Regions from separate parts of the Homo sapiens genome. Here region 1 is linked to region 2. Evidence: read pairs that join two places in POLR2A ChIA-PET (ENCODE). Cell type or tissue: PC-3. All regions are shown on one strand. Links, peaks and the distances in the headings refer to the core of each region. The heading gives the core; the rest is flanking DNA. Region 1 overlaps LPIN2 (lipin 2). Region 2 overlaps EMILIN2 (elastin microfibril interfacer 2).

Region 1 (4,393 bases), core at 72-4,071, 110 kb before region 2:
CATGGATGAATATTCCTGGTGGTGCCACGTGTTAGAGGTGGTAAAGGGTCAAATGTTTACTTTTATTAATATTACATTATGGCTTGGTTCTCTGTGTCAGCGATTTTTCTATGCCTTGGGTACTTATTTCCTAATATATATCAGCACAGTAACGCCTAGCTGGAGGCTTTGTCTTGTTAGTTGATAGATTAGTGGTAACAGGTAGATTTGGTTATCTCCCGTAGGTGCTTAGCAATTTACATCAAGAGGCTTTTCTTTAAGTCTGATTTAAGTCTTTCCATCTTTAATTTAAATCCATTTCTTTTTACTCCGACCCCAGTGACTGTCGTTGAGTGTGTATTTGCCCGACTTGCCGTGCCAGATTGGTAGGCAGTGGTTTGGAATCTTCATTTTAAAATCCTGTTTTTCTCTCTCCAATACCCTTCACTGCTTGGTAAGTTTTTATACTTCTCAATGAGACCCAGAGTCTCGTGACCTACCATTTGCCTCCTTCATGATGAAACAACTCACAAGTTGGTAGATAGCCTCCAGTTGGCAGAATCCTATGTATAATGTGTCTTTAAAACTTGAAGAGTTTGAAGGTATTATAGCCTGGAGCAGTAAGTTTTATGGCTATACCTTGGTAATAAGACATTTGAATAACTTGGCTTAGCGGCTTTGGTAATTAACTGTGATTTTTGGAATCCACCTCCCCTGCTGTCAGCTTGAATCTTCATTTTAGTAACACACTATTACTAACACTAAACGCTTATTACATGTGTGTTTCAAGACAAGCGTGAGGGAGTTGCTCACCCTGGGGTCCAAATGAAGCAGTCAGTGGCAACCCATGTGTAGTGGGGAATGGCCAGAATCCTGCCGGGGCCACTTGGTGGGCTGCCTTGCTCTTGATTTTCAGCAGGAAGCTGGTGGAAGCTGGGGTTGGGCATCTGTCTCTGCTCAACTTCTCAGTCAGAAAGGAAGGAGAAGAAAAAAAAATCTGTTGGGAGGTAAACTGTGTTTTAATACAAGATAAAACTCTTAATGTCACTTTCAGGATTAAAATGATGATAAAGTAAACATTTTTACTAATTTGATTCACTGACTGCAATTCAGTCTTTTTCTGCTAAAGCCTTTGAATGTTGTATTTCGGTGATCAGGTTTGTCAGTTTATGTTAAAATTGTTAACAAGAAATGAGGAAGAAGGCTGGGTGCGGTGGTTCACGCCTGTAATCCCAGCACTTTGGGAGGCCGAGGCGGGCGGATCACCTGAGGTCAGGAATTCGAGACCAGCCTGGCCAACGTGGTGAAACCCTGTCTCTACTAAAAATACAAAAGAATTAGCCAGGTGTGGTTATGCATGCCTGTAGACCCAGCTACTCTGGAGGCTGAGGCAGGAGAATCATTTGAACCTGGGAGGCAGAAGTTGCAGTGAGCCGAGATTGTGTCACTGCACTCCAGCCTGGGTGACAGAGCGAGACTCTGTCTCAAAAAACAAACAAACAAAAAATGGTACTTATTTTTATAATCTTTGAATTTAGAATTTTACTAGTGTTTTTTTGTTTGTAACCCAGGCTGGAGTGCAGTGTCATGATCTCGGCTGACTGCAACCTCCGCCTCCCAGGTTCAAGCAATTCTCCTGCCTCAGCCTCCTGAGTAGCTGGGACTACAGGCACGTGCCACCACACCTGGCTAATTTTTTGTATTTTTAGGAGAGACAGGGTTTCACTGTGTTAGCCAGAATAGTGTTGATCTCCTGACCTCGTGATCCTCCTGCCTTGGCCTCCCAAAGTGCTGGGATTACAGACGTGAGCCACCGCGCCTGGCCGAAACAATTCTTTTGAAAGAGAGAAGTCTCCCTGTGTTGCGCAGGCTGGTCTCAGACTCCTGGGGTCAAGTGAGCCTCCTGCTTTCGCCTCCTAAAGTGCTGGGATTACAGGCGTGAGCCACCGCACCCGGACAGATGTGTTGATTTTAAAGTGGGTATGAGGCCTGAGCCCTGGAGTTTGAGACCAGCCTGGACAACATGGCAAGACCCTGTCTCTCCAAAAAAAAAAAAAAAAAAACACAGCTGTGGTAGTGCGGGCACCTGTGTGATCCCAGCTGCTCAGGAGGCTAAGGTCAGAGGATGGCTTCAGCCAAGGAGTTGAGGCTGCAGTGAGCCATGTTCACGCCACTGCTGGATGACACAGTAGAACCCTGAGTCTGAATAAATAAATACATGAGTAAGTGGGAAGGAGGGAAGGAAGGAAGGATCTAGGTTTAAAAATTATTTGGCTTTGGTGGTTATGACTAAGCTGTATTAGATGAAGGGAGGAGCTAAAGATGGGGAAAGCATCCTTCGGAAACTTTAAAGTTGGAACTGGTAATTTTACTCCGCAAAAAATATATGGTACAAAGTAACTTTGTTAGTGACAGATTGAATTTCTGCATTTACCTATTTCTGAAATAAAATGAAAGGGATAAATGACCTTAGAATATTGATTTAAACTTCTATTTTATTTGAGACAAGGTCTCACTTGGTCACCCAGGCTGGAGTGCAGTGGTGCAATCTCGGCTCACTGCAGCCTCCGCTTCTAGGGCTCAAGCGATCCTCCCACCTCGGACTCCCGAGTAGCTGGGACCACAGGGAGGTGCCACCGTGCCCAGCTAATTTTTGTACTTTTCTGTAGGACAAGGTATCATCATGTTGCCCAGGCTGGTCTCGAACTCCTGGACTCAAGTGATCCACCCACCTTGGCCTCCGAAAGTGTTGGGATTACAGGTGTGAGCCACTGTGCCCAGCCTAAGCATCCGTTTTTAAATTTAAAATAAGATGGTCTCTTTTTATAAAAGGAATCATAATTATAAACAAAAAGTTCATTGGTTAGTATGGGATTGCAGTTTGCCTAGAAGACGTTTTATATACCCCTGACTAAACAGTAGAATTGTATGCTGACCAAGATCGTCCTCATCTATTCAGTGCATTATGATATGACATTTATGGTTCCTGGCAAGATAGGTATGTTCAGCTGCACTGGAGACATGGCTTTAAACTTATTCGGAAAGGGAGGTGTCCAGAATGCAAACAGCTCTTAAAAAGTATTTGGAAATAATTTATTCAATATAAGGTCATCTGATCATTTGATTATATGTTTTGAATTGCCCTCCGGTATGTGCCAGCAAAACCATCAGATCGTTAATATGAATTAGAAGCTCTGATTTGGAGCTGCTTGAATTGTTATGGATATTTTTCCTCACAGTTGAGTCTATAAACTTGTGGTGTTTGTAAAACAATGTGCTTTTCTTATGAGCCAACATAAGTTAAGGAATGTTTGGGCTTAGTTGAAGCATTATAGGGGATATAATATATCTTTTGTTTGTTTTAGGAGGCTGTGTTATTTTTTTCTTTGTAAACACTGAGAGACGTCTGTCCACATATTACATTTCTTTAAACTCTTTTAACAGTATTTTTTAAAATTAATAATAGGTACCTGGATAGGTGTGGTGGCTTACGCCTGTAATCCCAGCACTTTGGGAGGCCCAGGCGGGCGGATCACGAGGTCAGGAGATCGAGACCATCCTGGCTAACACAGTGAAACCCCGTCTCTACTAAAAATACAAAAAATTAGCCAGACGTGGTGGGGGGCACCTGTAGTCCCAGCTACTCTGGAGGCTGAGGCAGGGGAATGGCATGAACCTGGGAGGCGGAGCTTGCAGTGAGCCAAGATAGCACCACTGCACTACAGCCCTGGGCGACAGAGCAAGACTCCATCTCAAAAAAGATAAATAAAAATAAATAACTAACTAAATATAATAGGTACCTATTTGACATAGCTGTAATGTCAATTTACATATGAACTATTCGAGAATAAGAGTTATTTAGAGAAATACTACTTGAGAGAGAGATAAAGCTTTGTTTTTGTTATTTAAAATGTTAAACAAATGCTGTTTTTTTTTTTTTAAAGAGACAAGGTCTCACTTTGTCACTGAGGCTGGAGTGCAGTGGGGCTATCTCAGCTCACTGCAGCCTTGACCTCCCCAGCCCAAGCAATCCTCCTACCTCAGCCTCCCCAGTAGCTGGGACTACAGGCCTGCGCCACCATGCTTGGCTACTTTTTTTTTTTTTTGAGACAGAGTCTCGTTCTGTCGCCCAGGCTGGAGTGCAGCGGCGCGATCTCTGCTCACTGCAAGCTCCGCCTCCCGGGTTCATGCCATTCTCCTGCCTCAGCCTCCTGAGTAGCTGGGACTACAGGCTCCCGCCACCACGCCTGGCTAATTTTTTGTATTTTTAGTAGAGACGGGGTTTCACCGTGTTAGCCAGGGTGGTCTCGATCTCCTGATCTTGTGACCTCCCTGCCTCGGCCTCCCAAAGTGTTGGGATTACAGGCTTGAGCCGCTGCGCCCGGCCCATGCTTGGCTAATTTTTGTATTTTTT
Region 2 (4,393 bases), core at 151-4,150:
CCAAATATCCAAAAAAAAAAAACAAAAAAACAAAAATTAGCCCGGGGTAGTGGAGCGCACCTGTAATCCCAGCTACTCGGGAGGCTGAGGCAGGAGAATCACTTGAACCCAGGAGGTGGAGGTTGCAGGGAGCCGAGATCGCCCGCTGCACTCCAGCCTCACTAAGCTGGGGAGAAGGGCAGTGGAGGTGGTTGATGGGTTCAAAAATATAGTTAGACAGAGTTAATAAGATCTAGTATCTGATAGCACAACAGGGTGACTGCAGTCAGCAATTATCTTTTGCACATTTTTAAATAAAAGAGTAGAATTGGAATGTCTGTAAAGAAATGGCACATGCTTTGGGTAATAGATACCCTATTACCCCGATTATTATACACTGCATGCCTGTATCAAAATACCTCATGTACCCCATATATATATATATCTACTCTGTACACATAACAACTAAAAATTAAAAAAATAAAACTAAGATAAATATGGCAGATCAAATACATGCCCCCCCCCCGCCCCACCCACAGAGGCAGGTTGCCAGAACACCCTGAGAGAGGCAGTTTCTCCAACAGCCTTTCCTGACCAATGTTCCATGAGAGAAGCCCAAGAGAAAACAATTTGAGTGATTACTCTCTCAGTTTTCCCTGAGGATGATACAGAGCTAATTCCATTCTAGATACAGAGAAGTTAGTTCACGCCATACAATAGAATGGCATCAGGATTTACATCTCTTTAGAACCCTGGTTGAGAAAGGCTGGGTTAGACAGAGAAACTGAGGCAGAGGGATTGAAAAACATGCAGATACCAGCTACAGTGGAAGATAGGAGTAAGATACCAGTCTAAAAACACTAAGCGAAAGTCTGCTCCCTGAATAAGGAGGCTCACAGTCCCCATCCTCTGCTAAGCTCCCAGCCACTTGCTTATACCTCTAGCTGGATATAGGAGGATTCTTCAAATTGACCCTATGATGCCCACAGTCGTGAAACTCTATCTAGTGTCTCCCCATTAAATGTGAACCAAAGTCAAAATCACCTGACATATGAGGAAAGCCGCCTGTGTGAACGACAGGGACCAAAGCAAGCCACACCAACTAAAGAAAAGGAACTCTAAAGAGACAGACACAGTGCAAGAAAATAAACACATCCTACCCTCAGAGAAGTAGAAGATACTGCATCCAAGATGCAAGAATTGATTGCTATACAAAAGGGATAGTCAGAGAATAAGGGTGAGCCTTTGCTGATTAAAAAGGCACTTGCCAAAACCAGAGATTTCCATGAAAGGGTTGGTAGATAAAAATCAAGGAAATCTTTCAGAAGGTAGAACATGATGACGAAATGATGATCAATAGGAAGGAAATCATAAGAAAATTAAAGGGTCAACCTAGGAAGTCCTTCCAGAAAAAAAGAAATCAGAAAAACTGGTATGTAGGGGTAATGGGATGGTAAGGAGAGAATTATCAAATAAACACACAACTTCCCAGAACTGAAGAAAATGAAAGATGCCAGCACAATTACTGAATAAGAGGAATAAACCAAGCCACATTCAGAACACTGAAGATAAAAAGGAGATATTACAAACTTTCAAGGGAAAAAATATAAAAAGTGACTGCAAATCAGGAAGGCATCACCAGGCTTCTCAACAGTATTGGAAACTAGAAGAGAAGGGAACAATGTCATCAAACAATGCTAGAATGTAATTGTCAACCTTGAAATCTGTACCCAGCAAAAATACCCATCAATTACAAGAGTAGAATAAAGATATTTTTAGACAGGCAATATTTAAAAAATTATAAAATGCCATCTCTCACGCACCCTTTCTTAAAAAGGTATTGGGAAATGTGCACTACTGAAACAAGGGAGTAAACCATGAAAAAGCAACAGAGAGTAAAAGAAAGGGGAGAGAGGCTAAAGACTTTTCTAGGATAGTAGTGAAGGCAGGCTCAGATTGAAAGCCTTATTGCAAAAGTCTAGAAAATAACCAGTCCAGGTTAGATCAGAAAGAGCAAGAATTCCAGGAGGGAGGTCAATTTTTAAAAAAAATGGAACTGACAAATGATCTGATACTTTTTATGATGTAGAAAATTGTATTAAGAGGCTGTTGAAGGGTAGGAAGACTCCAAAATAGATACATAGGATATAAGCAACACTACTACCAATTAAGAGAAAAGTAAAAAGGAAAGCAACACAACCTTAGAGAGCTATTGAGCTCAGCATAGCATAGATGTTGCATATTGACTGTAGGATAACTCTGTTGGGAATTGGGAGGAAGGGGGGGTCAATATACAATGTCTAAAGCTGATAAATCAATTTAGAAATACGGAGGTAAGTACCAAAGAAAAGAAACAGCTGGAAGATTTACATGTGGCTGCCTCTGGGGCGTGGGAAGAAGGATGGGGAAGGGAACAGGGGAGCTGGTTTTCATTATGAGCTTCTTAGTGTTATTTTACTTATTTTTATAAAATATAATTGTAGAAGACACTGACGGCCTGTTTCTGCCCTTTCCCCTCTAATCCAAGCACACTTGAGTTGACTCCTCATCTTTCTTTTCTTTCCTCCTCTCTGGACACCGTCTCCCTGGCTCAGAAGCTGGCCTGCCTCCCAGGGCACACGCCTCTGCCTGAGCCCCAGCCCCACCCTCCCTCCTCTTCTTGGATCAGCTCCATCTGACATCACTCCTCTCTCTTCTCAACCTCTCTTTCCTTCCTCCCCACTAGTTTCTTCCTTTTAGCCCAAGCGTATGTCTCTCTATCTAAAACTCAGGGGAAAACAGAATTTTCCTCTGTCCTTCAACCCTCGATAAGTTAGTCAGCAAAGCATCTTAAAATGGCAAAGCACAGGCCACCCAAACTGGCCCTTATTTTCTCCCCTGTCCTCACCAACCCGTCAAATCACCCTTTTCCTCTGAAATCCGCCCTTGTTCTCCCTCATCCAGGCACAGAGTCCTGTTTCACTCTTCCTTCTCCTTTGGTCTCCCCCTCCTGCTCCTTCACACACAAATTTGTTGCTAAGCCCAGCTGATTCTAATTTGGAAATATTGCTTGGATCCTTCATTCACACCTTTTCCAGAATGCTCTTAGAAAGCATTCTAATCATATTATTTTTTGCTCAAAAATCTTCCATTGTTCTCCACTTCTCGTAAAAATCAAACTGACTCTCTCCGGCCTGACGTTCTGAGTCCCCCGCCTCCTTTGGCTGCCATCAGTATGCTCACTGGTACCCAGCTCTCATGTGACTTCCCTGGCTTCGTGCCTTTACCATGTGCACCCCTGAAATGGCCTCTTCCAGCACCCTCACTGAGACAAACGGCACCCACTCCTGAAGTCGCAGTTCAAAACCACCTCTTCCATGAAGCCTTCTTGGATTGGCCCAGCAGGCTTGAACAGTCCTGCCTCTGCACCAGGAAACAACATGAACCTCTGGGGGCTCTTTCTGTGGTTCAGACCTTTCCTCTCTGGCTGACTGATGAGTACTTGAGCATCTTAATTCTCTGCCATCCCCAGGGCCTAGCACAAGGCCTGGTAACTGACATTGAACAATTTAAGTATTGGGTGAATAAAAGAAGGCTCAACCTATCTATGACAGGCGCTATGGGCCATGCACCCTAATTCCTGCCAGCCATTAAGTTGGGAACCCTAATTTTGCCAAAAATAATTGCCATTCTGGGGTCCTAACAAGGCAGTTCTGATACCTATAGGACAGTGATCATTCTGTCTTTTACTATAATCCATTTTAATATATCCATTACACCCTCAACACCCAGACTTGTTACACTAGTGGAAGGCAGAGGAAAAAGAATGAACTAAGATATTCCTTGAGCCAGATATCCTCAGTGGATCTCCTTGGGGAGTCCGTGCATGAGTGCCGTGGATGGCTGAAGGCTCCAAAGCAGCCCGCCACATCATAGCAGAGACAGTCATGAAAAAGCGACGTCTCACTGGGATGGGTGCCCCCAGCCCTGGCCTCTCCTAGCTCTGGCTTAGTCCACAGCATCACGTGGGGTGCCGAACGCACACATTTATGACCAAGTCCTAACAAAGGCTGGATAGCACTCTGCTCATTCTGGAAAGAGACCTCTCCAGCAGCCGACTGCTTTCTGAACTGAACATGTGTTTCTAATTCAAGAACAGACCATTTGAAATGAATTCTTCATAAGAGCCAAGGTTGCTCCTCATGTGTTTTAACTCCTGAGGAATGATAGGGACAGACCAGCCACACTGCACCAGGCCTGCCTGACACTCCGCACGGGTCGGGTAGGGTCACAGCCTCACCATGGGTGAACCTGACGTGTAGGGATTAAAGGCCATTCCCTCTCCTCGAAAGCTCCTATTAAAAGTCAATTTCAAAACCAAACATCAATTTCAACTTTTATTAAAACAAAGACTTTCCTAAGAAAATCCCCAATA

Evidence for each region. Peaks named below come from ENCODE experiments on the same cell type or tissue, not always from the same donor. Only the 100,000 strongest peaks of a DNase experiment are listed, where the experiment ranks them.
Region 1: POLR2A ChIA-PET joins it to region 2 with 7 read pairs; 3 of 35 experiments call an interaction of 5 or more read pairs at or near these places.

Annotation. Positions count from the first base shown.
Region 1 is chr18:3,006,529-3,010,921 of GRCh38, reverse strand. The region is part of intron 1 of LPIN2 (lipin 2); the gene reads left to right. Among named protein-coding and RNA genes, the nearest start is that of LPIN2, 4.4 kb to the left of the region's middle. In PC-3, for the core only: no CTCF peak of the experiment used is centred there; a DNase peak (open chromatin) is centred at 2,201.
Region 2 is chr18:2,901,413-2,905,805 of GRCh38, reverse strand. All of the region lies in intron 4 of EMILIN2 (elastin microfibril interfacer 2), which reads right to left. Among named protein-coding and RNA genes, the nearest start is that of EMILIN2, 57 kb to the right of the region's middle. In PC-3, for the core only: no CTCF peak of the experiment used is centred there; a DNase peak (open chromatin) is centred at 2,625; H3K4me3 peaks cover 163 bases.